Linked DNA regions of Homo sapiens: region 1 is linked to region 2. Evidence: read pairs that join two places in POLR2A ChIA-PET (ENCODE). Cell type or tissue: Caco-2. All regions are shown on one strand.

Region 1 (8,000 bases), 560 kb before region 2:
TCTGCTCGCTGCAACCTCTGCCTCCCGGGTTGAAGCAATTCTCCTGCCTCAGCCTCCACACGCCACCACAGGCACATGCCACCACAACCGGCTAATTTTTTTTGCCATGTTGGCCAGGCTGGTCTCAAACTCCTGACCTCAGGTGATCCACCCACCTCAGCCTCCCAAAGTGCCGGGATTACAGGCATGAGCCACTGCACCCAGCCATAAGTTCTGTCTTTAATTAGTGTGTTTAGACCCTTTACATTTAAGGTAATTATTGATATATTAGAGCTTAAGTCTGCTGTTTTATTTTGTGCTTGTGCTTGTTCTCTCTATTTTTCATTTCTGTTTCCTTCTTACTGCCTTCCTGTGGGATTTTTAGAGTTTCTTTTGATTTATCTATAGTGTTTTTGAGTGTATCTCTTTGCATAGCACTTTTAGTAGTTGTTCTAGGTACCACATTATAGATGGATGGATAGATAGAGATATACAGGTAGATATCCACAAAAAATAGAAGATATAAGAAAGAACCAAATGGAAATTTAGAACTGAAAAATATAACTAAAAGAATCCAATGGGTGGACTCAACAACAGAATAGAGGGGGCAGAGGAAAAAAATCAATGAACTTGAAGACAGAGCTATAGGAATTACCCAATCTGAAAACAATAGAGAGAAAATAGACTTCGGTCTCCAAAAAAAAGATAAAATAGACTTCATGTAGTTCTATGAAGTCCTTTCTCAGCCCTTGTTTAGCTGTACGACACAAATTTTGATATGTTGTATTATCACTTTCATTCAGTTTAATGTTTTTTTAAATTTCCTTTGAAACTTTCTCTTTGAGACATGGGTTACTTATAAGAGTGTTGTTTAGTTTCCAAGCGTTTGGAGATTATTCTGTTATCTTTCAAAAAACTACACAGAACCTCAGGGACCTTGGGACTATAACAAAAGACTTAGCTTTCGTGACATCAGAATTTCAGAAGGACAGGAGAAAGAGGGTGGGGCTGAAAAAGTACTTGAAGAAATAGTGGCCAAACACTTCCCAAATTTGGAATAAAGATTCCAAAAATCTACAGAAGCTAAACAAAACTCAAACAGGATAAACCCACAGAAGCTCACGCCAACACACATCATAGTCAAACTTCTGAAAACTAAAGACAAAGAAAAAATCTTGAAAGCAGTGAGAGAGCAACAATACCCTACCTATCATAGAAAATCAATTTGAACAACAATAGTTTTCTTATCAGAAACCAAGGATCTCAGAAGAAAGTGGCACCGCTTCTTTTTTTTTTTTTTTAAGACAGGGTCTTGCTCTGTCTCCCAAGCTGGAATGCAGTGACATGATCATAGCTCACTGCAACCTTGACTTCCTGAGTTCAAGCAATCCTTCTGCCTTAGCCTCCCAAGTAGCTGGGACTACAAGCATGCACAATCATGCCCAGCTAATTTTTAATTTTTTTGTAGAGACGGGGTCTTGCTGTGTTACCTAGGCTGGTCTCAAACTCCTGGCCTCCAGCAATCTTCCAACCTCCACCTTCCAAAGTGCTGGGATAATAGGCATGAGCCACTATGCCCAGCCAGGACAGCATTTTTTAAGTGCTGAAAGAAAGAACTATCAACCCAGAAAACAATATCTAGTGAAAATGTTCTTCACTACTGAAGAGGAAATCAAGACATTCTCAGATGAAGGAAAAGTAAGAGAATTTGTCACCAGTAGACCTTCCCTAAAAGAATGGAAAGAGAGGCCGGTGGCAGTGGCTCACGCCTGTAATCCTAGCATTTTGGGAGGCCAAGGCGGGTGGATCACAAAGTCAGGAGTTGGAGACCAGCTTGGCCAATATGGTGAAACCCCATCTCTACTAAAAACATAAAAATTAGCCGGGTGTGGTGGTGTGTGCCTGTAATCTCAGCTACTTGGGAGGCTGAGGCAGGAGAATCACTTGAACCTGAGAGGCAGAGGTTGCGGTGAGCCAAGATTGCACCACTGCACTCCAGCCTGCATGACAGAGCAAGACTGCCAAAAAAAAAAAAAAAAAAAAAAAAAAAGGAAAGAGGAAGTTCTCTAAACAGAAAGGAAATGATAGAAGAAGGAACCTTGGAACATTAGGAGGGAAGAAAGAACGTGGTCATCTGAAGTGTAAGTAAATACAGACTTTTCTTCTCTTCCTGAGTTTTCTAAATTATGACCAATGGTTAGAGTAAAAATTATAACACTAATCTGGTTCTAAATGTATGTAGAGGAAATATTTAAGACAATTATAATACAAACAGAAGAGTATAAGAAAACATAAGGGAGATAAGACTCTATACTTGAACTGGTAAAATGACAACACCAGTAGACTATGAAGATAGATAGATGATTGACAGATAAATAGATAGAGAGAGAGAGAGAGAATAAACATCAGATCTGATTCTGATGACTTTCTATTTTCTTACATTTGTTTCAGTCACGTTTGCAATTGGTTGCTAAGCATTTCTATGATGACTGCTTTAAAAACATTGTCAGCTAATTCTAACATCTCTATCATCTTTGCATTGGCACATATTGATTGTCTTGTTTCATTCGGTTTCAGATCTTCCTGGTTCTTTGTGTGAGTTATTTTCAATCAAAACCTGGACATTTTAGGTATTATGTTATGAAACTCTGGATCTCATTTAAACTTTTTTTTTTTTTTTTTGAGATGCAGTCTTGCTCTGTCACTCAGGCTGGAGTGCAGTGGCATGATCATAGCTCACTGTAATCTTGAACTCCTGGGCCCAAGGGATCCTCCTACAAGCCTCCTGAGTAGCTAGGACTACAGGTACCACCATACCTGGCTTTTAAAAAACTTTTTTTTTTTTTTGAGATGGAGTCTTGCTCTGTCACCCAAGCTGGAGTGCAGTGGTGTGATCTCAGCTCACTGCAACCTCCACCTCCCGGGTTCCAGTGATTCTCCTGCCTCAGCCTCCCGAGTAGCCTGGATTACAGGCACGCATCACCATGCCCAGCTTATTTTTGTATTTTTAGTAGAGATGGGGTTTCCCCATGTTGGCCAGGCTGGTCTCGAACTACTGACCTCAGGTGATCCACCCGCCTCGTCCTCCCAAAGTGCTGGGATTACAGGTGTGAGCCACTGTGCCTGGCCTAAAAAAATTTTTTTTATAGGGACAGTGTCTTGCTATGTTGCCCAGGCCGGTCTCGAACTCCTGGCCTCAAACAATCTTCCCATCTTGGCCTCCCATACATCTTCCATTCATTTTATATGGTGCTACTTGACACCACTACAGCAGAGTGGGGGTGGGAGTTCCTCCTCATTAATGCCAGGAGGGGTGGAAGTTCTCCAGTCAGCCTCTGATGAAAGCTGATGGGCAGGGTGGGAGACTTCTCTTATTTCTGGGTGGAAGTGGGACTTGTGGTTCCCCACCTGCTCTGCTGATACCTTCCTGGCTGGGAGAGGTAGAAGTGCCTCACTGGTGTTCCCCATGTGTCTTCCTTTGACATCATGGGAAAGTGTTCCCAGGCAGTGGCGACAGTCCCAACGCTCCTTGCTGCCTCCCCTGACAGCACCCGATGGGGGAGAAGGAGGAGCACATCGTTACTGTCAGATGGGAGTAGAAATGCACACTCCTCATGTGATGGCCACTTGAACCACAGGGAGAGGCCTCATGACCACCTGATGGGAATGGAAGTCCCTACTCTCTATTCCGCCTTCTCTGATGCCACCTCATGGCATTGTGGGAACATCCATGAGGAAATGCAGGTTGCACACTTGGCTCAGGGCCCACCATATGCTGGGGGCTGAGTCCATGCATGGTAGCCATGATGGTTTGAGCTAATGCCAGAAGCCCTGGTGTGATGACCAGTCCTGCCATTTCCTGGCTTTGTGATCTTGGTCAAGTTATGCCACCTCTTTGGGCCTCTGTTTCCTCATCTCTTCAGTGGAGAGAAATGATGCTCATCTGAGATTATGTCTGCGAGAGCACCTGCTACTGATCCTTAATACAGATAAATACCACAGTTGAGCTGGTACTTATTAAGCATTTACCGCCCACCAGGCCAGTGATACCAACTTCCCAGGCATTAACTCAGTGAAATGGCTTTTTTAATCCCCATTTTACAGAGGAAGAAACTGAGGCTCAGAGAGGTAAAGCCTCTTGCTCATGGCCACACTGCTGGCCCCACTGCACTGAGTCTACTTCTTGATAGAGTGTGCCACCTTCTCCGTGTCTAAGAATAAGAGGAACCATTAAAAGTTTAAGATCTGATTCACCAGAGAAAACCTCTGGCTCAGGGATCTGCACAGCTCCTACTCTGATTAAATATAAAAAAATCGGCCAGGCAGCCAGGTGCAGTGTCTCACATCTGTAATCCCAGCACTTTGGGAGGCCTAGGCAGGTAGATCACGAGGTCAAGAGGTCAAGACCATCCTGGCCAACATGGTGAAACCCTGTCTCTACTAAAAATACAAAAAAAAAAAAATTAGTTGGGCATGGTGGCACGTACCTGAAATCCCAACTACTCGGGAGGCTGAGGCAGGAGAATCGCTTGAACCTGGGAGGTGGAGGTTGCAGTGAGCTGAGATTGCGCCACTGCACTCCAGCCTAGAGACAGATCAAAAAAAAAAAAAAAAAAAATCGGCCAGTTGCGGTGGCTCACGCCTGTAATCCTAGCACTTTGGGAGGATCAGTTGAGCCCAGGAGTTTGAGACCAGCCTGGGCAACATAGTGAGACCCCATCTCTATGAAAAAAATACATAAAATAGAAACATGAGATGTTAATACAGAGGTAACTGGGTGTGGGGTTATATGGAAACTCTGTACTATTTTGCAACTTTTCTGTAAATCAAAGTCTATCCTAAAATAAAAGTTTCCTTAAAAATACAGTGCCTGACAGCTACTCAGGAGGCTGAGGCAAGAGAATTGCTTAAACCCAGGAGGCGGAGGTTGCAGTGAGCCAAGATCACGCTATTGCACTCCAGCCTGGGTGACAAGAGCGAAACTTCGTCTCAAAAAAAGAAAAAGAAAAAGAAAAGAAAAAAAAGACAACTACAGCGTCTGGGCTGGGTACAGTGGCTCATGCCTGTAATCCCAGCACTTTGGGAGGCTGAGGTGGGAGGATCACTTGAGCCCTTTGCAATATATCTTTGCAGCTCTTTTCATCAAGAGACAAAATCTGTTTCCCAGTGCTTGAATCTGGACTGGTCTTCTAAATTGCTTTGGCCAATAGGATGCAACAGAAATAACTATCCTGGCATTTCTAGGCTTAGGCCTCAAGAGATCTTGAACATTTTCACTTGCTCTCCTGGAACCCTGATGCTGCCACGTGAACAAGCCCAGGCAACCTTACTGGAAGAAGAGAAGCATCAACTCCAACACATGAGTGAGGTTATCCTAGACCAGCCAAACCCCATCAACCACAAACATGAGTAAGCCCTGCAGAGACCCACCGAGCCCAATCCGGATCAACCAAACCTCCCAGCCTGCTTTAAACTTGTGAGTAAATAATAAATACATATTATTTCAAGTCACTGAATTTGGGGGAGGTTTGTTACACAGTGAGAGCTACCTGATACAAACCCAAAAGACATCAGAAAAGGTGTTCTACTTCGACCCAATAATTTCACTCCAGAAATGTATCCTAAAGTAATTCTCATGATCACATACACAGATAGAGTCAATTCTCATTATTCATGGTACTTATTCTACAAAGTCACCAAGAACACTGAATTAGCAAATACTAAACCATTGCTCCTAGGGGAAATACATGGTTAGGTGCCTGCAAGCTTTTGGTCACGACATTTTAGTCAACCAATCAATATACAAGCTTTTTTTATGTGTGTTTCTGTTTAAAGACACCCCCCTTATTATTATTATTATTTTTGACAGGGTCTCACTCTGTTGTCCAGGCTGGAGTGCAGTGGAGCAATCACGGATCACTGCAGCCTCAACCTCTCCCAGTTCAGGTGATCCTCCCACCTCAACCTCCTGAGTAGCTTGGACTATAGGCATGTACCACCATGCCCAGCTAGTTCTTCTGTTTTGGGTAGAGACGGGGTTTTGCCACATTGCCCAGGCTGGTCTTAAACTCCTGGGCTCAAGTGATCCTCTCACCTCGACCTCCCAAAGTCCTAGGATTACAGGCATGAGCCATCACACCTGGCCAAAGCCACCATATAAAGTATTGTTGATTAATATATATTGTTGGGCCAGGAGCGATGGCTCATGCCTGTAATCCCAGCACTTTGGGAGGCTGAGACAGGCGCATCACCTGAGGTTGGGAGTTCGAGATCAGCCTGATCAACATGGAGAAACCCCATCTCTACTAAAAATACAAAATTAGCCGGGTATGGTGATGCATGCCTGTAATCCCAGCTAATTGGGAGGCTGAGACAGGAGAATTGCTTGAACCTGGGAGGCGGAGGTTGCGGTGAGCTGAGATCACACGATTGCCCTCCAGCCTGGACAACAAGAGCGAAACTCCATCTCAAAAAAAAAAAAAATCTCTATATATATATATGTTCAATTCATTCACATCAAACTCACAGCCAATACCATAATACCTCATGTTTGAATGAAGTGTATCTAACACATGTATTTTCCCCATAAGGCACATCACAACCTTCTTGTGCTTAGGGATACTAGATAGACAGTACTTTAGCACTACACTTGGGGATCATTTTAAACACAAAAGTCATACCAAAAAAGCACACAAACATTAAATATGTGGCAGTAAACATACAGTGAAAATGTACACTATGGTCTGAAAGTTTGTGTCCCACCCAAATTCATACACTGAAATCCTTAGCCAGGCATGGTGGCTCATGCCTGCAATCCCAGCACTTTGGGAGATCAGGGCAGAAGGATGGCCTGAACCCAGGAGTTCCAGACCAGCCCTGGCAACATAGTGAGACCTCGTCTCTACAAAAAATACAAATATTAGCTAGGCATGATGGTGCGCAGCTGTAGCCCCAGCTACTTGGGAGGCTGAGGTGGGAGGATTGCTTGAGCCTGGGAGGTTGAGGCTGCAGTGAGTCGTGATCGTGCCACCATACTCCAGCCTGGGTGACAGATCAAGACCTTGTCTCAAAAAAAAAAACAAAAAAACAAAAAAAAACACCACAAACTTTGGGCTTATGCAAATATGGAGGTTGAGAAGTGCCACAATCTGCCATCTGCAAACTGGAGACTCAGAGAGGCCAGTGGTGTAGTTTAGAGGCCTGAGAACCAGAGGCCCGATGGTGGACATTCCAGTCCAGGTCTGAAGGCCTGAGATGCTGGAGCTCCGAGGGCAGGAGAAGACTGACGTCCCAGCTCAAACAGGCAGAGGGAGAGCGCATCCAACCTTTCTCAGCCTTTTTATTCTCAGGCCCTCAATGGATTGGATGATCCATATTGGAGAAGGCCACCTGCTTTACTCAGTCCACCGATTCAAATGTTAATCTCTTCTGAACACACTTTCCCAAGCATACCAGAAATAGTGTTTAATTAGATATGTGGGCATCCTGTGGCCCAGTTACATTGACACATAAAATTAACCACCACTGGCCTGGTACAGTGGCTCACGCCTGTAATCCCAGCACTTTGGGAAGCCAAGGTGGGTGGATCACCTGAGGTCAGGAGTTCAAGACCAGCCTGGCCACATGATGAAACCCCATCTCTACTAAAAATACAAAAATTAGCCGGGTGTGGTAGCACCCGCTTATAGTCCCAGTTACTCAGGAGGCTGAGGCAGGAGAATCATTTGAACCCAGGAGATGGAGGTTGCAGTGACCTGAGATTGCACCACTGCACTCTAGTCTGGGTGACAGAGGGAGACTCCGTCTCAAAAAAAAAAAAAATTAACCATCATAATGGGTAAGTTTATTTTTCATATCTTCCATTCTGTATTTTCTAATTTTTCTGCAAAGTACATTCAGTCATTGGAAATCAGAAAAGTTATTGTCTTTTTTGTTTTTAAATTTTTTTGTTGGTTTGAGACAGAGACTCACTCTGTCACCCAGGCTGGAGTGCAGTGGCATGATCTCGGCTCACTGCAACC
Region 2 (8,000 bases):
GTTTCTCCCACCCTCCAAGTTCCTCCCCACTTCCCACCGTGAGAGCCCTCCATAGACGCGTCTCTTGCGGGAAGCTGGACTCTCTAATGTAACTAAGTGGTAACAGCAACAGCAACTACTGATTATGTGTTTCTTGCTCTACAAGCTTTATTTACTTAATCCTCCCAGCAACTGCATGAGGGAAGAGCTGTGATCATGCCCATTTTAAAGATGAGAAACAAAAGCAAGTCACCGGCCCTGCCTAAAGCTGGGCTTTGAACCTGCACGTGTCTGAATCCTAGCAATTGTTCTCACTCTCTGACTCCCCTATCTCCAGTGCTTTTAAGGGGCGCTTTTAGGCAACAGTAAGATTCAATGTCTTTGAGCTCTTAAAGCCAACCTGGAGGAAGGATGCGCTCGCCCAGGCTTGCAGCTAGGAGGGCAGAAGTAGATTCACCCTGGATACATTCAGTGCCTGCTGGGTGTCAGGTGCCTTCATAGATAATATGATACATATATCATTTAACCCTCCAGAGCTAGCTTTTACTATCCCCATTGCACAAAACTATGAAAGTTCACAGGTGAATCTGCTCATAATTGGTGAATGGCAGAGCCAAAAATGATTACTAAATTGTCATAACAACTCCATGCAGTGGGTATTATTTCTATCCCCATTCTACAGATGAAGAAGCTGAGGCTCAGAGAGCTCCACGTAGCCAGAGAAGTTGGGATTATAATGGACTTGAGAGCCTAAGCTGCTAACCCTTACACTGCCACTAAATCACTTGGCATTATTTAAACCCTGAGAGTGCTGGAAGGAAGCCTAGAGGCCCTTGGCTGTGTGATCTTGGGAGAAGCCATTTCATTTTTCTAAGCCTCAGTTTCCTCACCTATACAACAGGGCTCATCAGAGCAACCTCCCGAGATGAGGTGAGTGATGGGGGATGGCACACAGTAGGTGCTTGCAAACTGCCACGTACCTGGCCCCAGCTCTGCACACAGCAGGCTCTCTGCAAATATCTGTTTGAATCTGTGTCCTCGTTTGGATCTCAGAAGGCAGCTTCCAGGCCCACAGCCCTCAGGAAGCAGCCTCCCTCTAATTGCGGGCTGCGGTCTGTCCCAGCAGGCACTCCTGGTGAGTTGCAGTGACCCCGGGGGGGCCAGACAAACCCTGGGTAAACAGGGCTGATAGGAGGTGACAGCCTGCTCTTCCCAGGCCAGCCCTGGTCCTGTCCCCATTCCGTAATCTGGACTGTGCCCCCTCAGCCTACAGACATGTTGCTTGCTCTGTCGGGGGAGCCCTGGAAACGAGGTCAGGGCTCCCTGGCCTCAAGGGGAAAGAGGCCGGGAGGGGACTCCAGGTCCTTCCTTTTCCTCCTTTTCCCTCCTGGAGACCTTGGACAAGCCCTTTCCCCTTTCTTGGCCTCAGTTTCCCCAACTGTAAAAAAAATAGGGGGTGCGCAGACTGGTTGACCTCCTAAAGGCCTTTTTGGCTATGATGTTTGAAGACAAAAAAAGACAGAAGGGCTCTGAAGGCTTCCATGCATCCTCTCAGTTGTACCTTGCTTCACCCTGTTTCAAGGCCTCAGTTTCCATCTAATTTACTCTTCAAACACATGAGGCCTAGAAGAAACCTTAAGATCATCTACTTCAACAAGATCAATTAAATGATGAGGAAGTGAGGCCCAGGGCAAAGGACTTGCTGAATGTCACACAGCCTGGCTGAGAACTTAGCATATCTGACTACTTTCTTAACATCTGTGGAGGATAGAACCCAATTCCTCCCAGAAGGTTTTTTTTTGGCAGGGGGTGGGGGAGCATTTCCCACAGCCCCCATTAAGGCCACTGGAGGGGAAGCAGTAGCTGCTATTGTCATCTTAACATTCACCAGGATGCCCAAACAGTATCAAATGCAGAAACGGACCTCTTTTGGAGGGGACAAGAGACAGCAGGCATTTCGTGGTCCCACTGGGCCAGGTTGTGGCCCAGACACCCTTAGCAAGACCAACATTGAAATCAAGACTTTCCAGCTCTCCCGCAAAAATCACAGAATTGAACATAACAATAGTTCTTGGGCAGTTTCAGAAACCATAAACAGCATACAAACACTTTGAGCAATTAAAAAATATATAGTTTGTTATTGTTGGAGCCCTCACCTGTATTCCTGTGGAGAGGGGTGGTGATTTTGCCCTGAGTTTCGAATAATTCCTGACATTATGGATGAGGTGTCACTTTCTATCATCTCCTTGGGAAAAGACAAGCAGAAAACAAAGCTCCCATCAGCGACGATATGGACAGGGCAGAAACCCACAGTTTTCCCGCAATTCAGAAAGATGGAGCACAATCAACTCACAGAACACTTTTTTTTTCTTTAAAGAAAAAAGTTCTAGAGGATTCCTGGGCATCTCAGGTCACTTTCCCAGGGCAATTCTACAGCGTTTTAGAAACAAATGAAGAGAATGAAATGAAATTCCCGGTTCTTTCGAATTAATGGGGGAAGAGCAAGGGAAGCTCTAGAATCCAAATGTCAAACCTGGAAAATGTGGACTCACAAAATAGGAATCAGAAAAACGATTTCCTTCCAAGCCTTATATTTTCAACCTCAGTTTGGTTATGATCACTTTCAAAATAAGGGGCAGCTGGATGTGACATGTGTATTTCTCTGGGGGAACAAATTCCCACTTGCAAAGGGAATAATCCCCGCAAGCTCCTGCCCTGAAATGCCTTCAGAAATGCCACAAGCCCTTACTGGAAAACCAATCCAACCACCCACGTCCCCGCAACACACAAACACTGCCTTAAAAAAATAATAAAAATATTTGAGTTCCCTAAGTTTCTCAAACTCCAAGCCTGAACCAACATAAAAGCCCACCAAAGCCTCAGTTCCGCCCCCAAAGCCATCGAAGGATTCCCAGGAAGGAGGAAAAGGGAGCAGAGGGAGGCGGCCCCGCAGCCCCTGCGCCCGGGTCTCTACCCTGGAAATGCAATGCCCGGCATTGCCCGGGAGGAGGGAGCAAAGCCGACCCTGCAAGGCGGTACCTGGAGCCGATCCTCGCGGGGCCGCCGCTGCCGGCGCTCCGGGGGTGGGCAGGGGTTCCGGAGGGGGGCTCCCTCGCGCTCGCCCCTCGCGTTCCGCAATTTGGCCGCCGTCGCAGCTCGAACCGTTTTTAAATTTCCCTCTCTGGAGCTGTCCAGCTCAGAGCATGCGCAGTAGCCGTGCGGGGGGCTTTTCCCCAAGGGTCAGTTACAGGGCAGGGTCAAGGGGATTGCAGCGGGCGTTTCCCAGCAGCCGCGAGCCTTGCACGCCCCGGGGTTCTGGGGGGGGGGTGTGTGTGAGGGGGGCGGGGCGGAGGAGTGCAGGGGTAGGGACCCCTCTTCAAACTTTGCCAACAGTGACAACAACTGCATGCCCGAGAGCATGCGTTGAGGAGCAGTGGGAGGGTGATTTCGGCCAAGGGAATTAAGTTGCAAAAGGAGGCTGGGTGCATTAAAACTTGCAATCCCGCCTGGGGCAAAGGACGTGGGCGGGCGGAGAGATCTGTTGCAACCCCCTCTCTCCCCCAAAGTGGAGGACGGGCCGGGAGGCAGAGACGGGGCCCCAGGTGGACGCGGATTCGGTCCACCTGTCCCTTTAAGAAAGTTGCGCCCGCGCGGGCTGGCGCGCAGCGGGAGGGGGCTGCGGAGCGGGGCGCGGGGCGCCTCCACCTGCTGGGGCCGCGAGGGGGGGCCCGGGCCCAGCGCGGCGGCGAGGCGAGGAGGGCTCCCCGGGACTGCGCGCTGCGCCCCCCTGTCCCGCGAGGAGGGTGAGCCCGCCCGGAGCGAGTGCGGCGGGGCTCGGCGGCCCCGGCAGCCGCGACGACGGCGACGGCGGTGGCGGTGGCGGTGGCGGCGGCGGCGGAGGCGGAGGCTGCGGCGTTCGGGGTACGGCGCCGCGAGCCCAGCGCAGCCGTTGGGGGCAGTGGCCCGCGTGTGCAACCGCGCTCCCTCCCTTCCCCGCCGCCCGGCCCGCGCCGCCGCTGCCCCGCCCCGCCTGGAGCCAGCCGCGGGAAAGGTGGCGCGGACCGCGGACGGCGGCGGGGCCCAGAGCGGGCAGAGGTCTCCACAGGCCCCTTAGGAGGCTTGGATGAGTTTGGTCCCCTGGAAAGTTTGCGTTTCTGGCGCCCTAACTCTCAAGCCTCCGTTGCAGTAATTGCCACGGCAGCAACGATATTAGGCACGGCTACCCCCATTCTTTCGTTACTTATTGACGCCTGCTTCTGGGTTCTTCTTCGCATCAGCCCTTGATGACATAGCATGGTCCTCCTTTTGCATGGGGGGAACCCAAAGCCCCGAGCGGCAGTGAGTGGGTCGGCGGCGCACGGGCAGAGCGCGGGCTCCCGCACCTCCCCAGCTCGCGTACTGCACGTGGACCTCTGCGCCGCCCCCACCGAGTGAGGCTCAGGCACCCGAAGCGTCTGGAGTTGTTTTGAGGCTGTCCTCGCGTTATCTACTTCGCAGCAGGCAGGGGACCAGTGTCCCCGCACCTGTGACTGTTTTTTTTTTTTTAAACCCAGTGTTTAAGTTCAGGAAGAACTCAGGGCTCCCCTGGACTGGGTGTGCCTGGATTTCAAGTTCTATTCAGGTGGGCTGTGACCTTGGCACTGGTCCATGTCCTCACAAATGGTTTTCTGGTAGCACCTGGACGTCCTTCCTCCTTTCTTCTCTGCCAGGAGTAAATAGATCAGCTTTCATTCTCTAGGGAGGAAAAAGATGTAGTTTACAGATGTTAGTTGAGGTCACAGTCATGAAACTTTCTCAGTTTTCATCTCCCGCGACCAGCATGTATTTAAAATGTGTGTTTTGACCGGTTAGGAAAGTGGTTTACATAGTTTATGTTGCTTTGAATGTCCCTGAATGACATATAATTAATTCACCAGTAAAGTTGTAAGCATTCAAAGCATTTGGGTTTATTTCTGTTAATCCTTCTTGGAGTTGTAAGGAAACGTGGGTGACTTGACAACCTCCTTGTGAGGTCACAGTCATTTTCATTAAGGTGTAATTTTATATCTTCAGAATGGTTTGGAAAGAAATTGTCTCTTCTGAAAGCTGATGGATTCAGTAAAGTTTTTAAAATAAAAGGCATCCAGTCTGTGAGTTCTGTAGACTCATGAAATATGGAAAAGAAAAGCAAGAATCCTTCACTAAAAGACAGCCCCTCCCACTAAAAAGGAGTGGGGTGGGAGGTTGAGGGTGTTGGGGAGGCCATTTAATTAAAAAATTGAGATTTTTGAGTTCACTGCTTCAGGCCTGGTTGGTAAAAATATTGCCACTAAAACACCTACTGCTACAAAACCCAGGGAACTTAACAAAAACACTGCTTTCGCTTTGTTAGATCAATCTGTTTTTCCCTTATATAAATACATGGCATTTTTCAATTGTAGTAGGTCACCTGGGGTGAAATCAGAACCATAAAATGCAAGGCTTAGGAATCTTTATTTTTTAATAAGTGCCTCAGGTGATTTTATGGTCAAGCAAATGAGGACACCTGTACTAGGTGATGCTTTCACTGAGCTAAAGGCGGCCAATACCCACCTTTTTTGTTTTGTTTTGTTTAAATGAAAGAATGTGAAATTCACCTGCGTCCATAGCTTCATTACACATTATCATTTGCTCCGGTGTAGGGAGAGGATCCCAGGCCTTATATTGGTCCTGATTTCTTCAGATTCCCTATTAGCACGATTTCTACGAGGCCCAACACAAACCCAGTTTACCAGACCTCCGATTATACAAGAAATCTTGCAGAAGAAAGAAAAAGCAATAGGTATGTGGCTTTGGCTTTCCTTTCCAGTTCTATGCAGTGGAAAATGCTCTAATCTGCGTCTTGGTTGCTTAGGTTTGATAGTTAAGCAGTGTAGTTATCTGCCTGATCTGTTATCTGCATGGTCTGTTCAAAGCTAAGATGCCCATGGCTATGTAAGAAATATTTGTTCATGATGCTGATAAGCTTATAAATCAACTCAGTCATAACTGGGAACACCAGTTCCTCACATGCAATGTGTAGAAACAGTGTTTGTACTGAAGGATTAAGAGTATTAACTCACTTGGCAAGCTGAAAGCAGGTTTTATTTGATCAAGAAGTTCAGTTTTTTTTTTTGTTTGTTTGTTTGTTTTTGAGATGGAGTCTCGCTCTGTCATCTAGGCTGGAGTGCAGTGGCATGATCTCGGCTGACTGCAAGCACCACCTCCCGGGTTCACGCCATTCTCCTGCCTCAGCCTCCCGAGTAGCTGGGACTACAGGCGCCTGCCACCACGCCCAGCTAATTTTTTGTTTTGTTTTGTTTTGTTTTGTTTTGTTTTAAGTAGAGACGGGGTTTCACTGTGTTAGCCAAGATGGTCTCAATCTCCTGACCTCGTGATCTGCCCGCCTCAGTCTCCCAAAGTGCTGGGATTACAGGCGTGAGTCACCACGGCCCGGCCTAGAAGTTCAGTTTTATTATCAGGTCATGACCGTTTCTTCTCCTTTTTCCCAAGTCCTTGGCTTTTGCTTTGCTTATTGGTCTAGTTTTCCAATGGTGAGGAGGAAAAGGGAGTGAGGTCTGGAATATGTGATTTGTAGTAATGATCAGGTCTCTTTCTTTGACCCTGACCGCTGGCTTGGTCTAGTGAACTGCAGGGCATGTCTATGAAGCAGAAATACCAAGGTTTTTTTTGTTTGTTTTTTGTTTTGTTTTGTTTTTTTTTTTTTTAACTTGAACCATTAAATTAGAACCCTCCAGGGCCATGGCACCCTGGGCTGTGTCTGGCACATAGTACCCTGGAGATTTATAGGCACTTTTTTCCCTTGCTTTGTCAATTCCTAAAAGCTAGGTGATATTTTCTTATAAGAAAGTTCTCAATGGAGGCTGGGTGTGGTGGCTCAGGGCTGTAATCCCTGCACTTTGGGAGGCCGAGGCGGGTGGATGCTTGAGCTCAGGAGTTCGAGACCAGCCTGAGCAACATGGTGAGACTTTGTCTCTACAAAAAAAATAAACAAAAAATTAGCCAGGCATGGTGGTGCATGCTTGTAGTCCCAGCTACTTGGGAGGCTGAGATGGAAGGATTGCTTTGAGCCCCTGGAGGTTGAGGCTGCAGTGAGTTAAGATTGCACTACTGCACTCCAGCCTGGGCAACAGAGTGAGAACCTGTCTCAAAAAAACAAACCAAAAAAAACCCCACAAGTTCTCACAGGAGAGTTTATCCAGTGCCCCCTCTCCAAGGTGCATGCCAGTAATTTCGAATTCTGGTTTCCTAAGATGTACAGTTCCGTGGCACTGTGGAGCCGCCATTTAATGTCCAACAACAACTTCAGAAGATGGGAGCACAGATTATTTTTTTCCCCTTTAGGAGACCATGAAAATACACTGGTCATTGATCTCCGCTGCTGTTAGCATGACTGATATGTGTATGATCATTCTTTGGGAGTGCGATTGCAGAAGAAATGCTTATTGTTGTCATATGTCTTATTTAATAAGAGGATGCTAAACCCTTGGATGTTTCCGGGAAGGGAATGCTCTAATGTCTTTGCACATTTGTGATATCATCCTACAACCTCAGCCCAGATCCAGGTTCATCACTGTTCTGTTCTACTTCCCAGAAAAGTGGACATAGCAGCTAACAAAATCAAGCCTGTTATGGACTATGATCCACAAATGTGCACTGGGCAAGTTGCAAGAGCATTTTTTTTTTAATTCTTTTCCATCCTTTTATAATAACCTCATTTAATTTTGTGATGGTTTTAGTCAATATGTCCAGGCATTCCTTTATGAAAAGTGTTTTCTTTGGAGTTTTTTGTTTCTCGTTTTTTTAGACGGAGTTTCGCTCTTTTTCCCCAGTCTGGAGTGCAGTGGTGGGATCTTGGCTCAATGCAACCTCTGCCTCCCCGGTTCAAGTGATTCTTCTGCCTCAGGCTCCTGAGTAGCTGGGATTACAGGCGCGCACCACCATGCCTGGCTAATTTTTGTATTTTTAGTAGACACGGGGTTTTACCATATTGCCTAGACTGG

Evidence for each region. Peaks named below come from ENCODE experiments on the same cell type or tissue, not always from the same donor. Only the 100,000 strongest peaks of a DNase experiment are listed, where the experiment ranks them.
Region 1: POLR2A ChIA-PET joins it to region 2 with 5 read pairs; 2 of 35 experiments call an interaction of 5 or more read pairs at or near these places.

Annotation. Positions count from the first base shown.
Region 1 is chr12:108,742,221-108,750,220 of GRCh38, forward strand. It overlaps LOC105369969 (a long non-coding RNA gene), which reads left to right. Exons shown (of 3, transcript XR_945328.4): 2 at 5,224-5,455. Among named protein-coding and RNA genes, the nearest start is that of CORO1C, 15 kb to the left of the region's middle. In Caco-2, no CTCF peak of the experiment used is centred here; no DNase peak of the experiment used is centred here.
Region 2 is chr12:109,306,101-109,314,100 of GRCh38, forward strand. FOXN4 (forkhead box N4) reads right to left here and starts at 3,184. Exons shown (of 10, transcript NM_213596.3): 1 at 3,019-3,184; 2 at 2,136-2,224. The coding sequence starts at 2,221. It also overlaps a transcript of MYO1H not described here. RefSeq lists a silencer at 6,400-6,600. In Caco-2, no CTCF peak of the experiment used is centred here; a DNase peak (open chromatin) is centred at 1,133; H3K4me3 peaks cover 1,809 bases.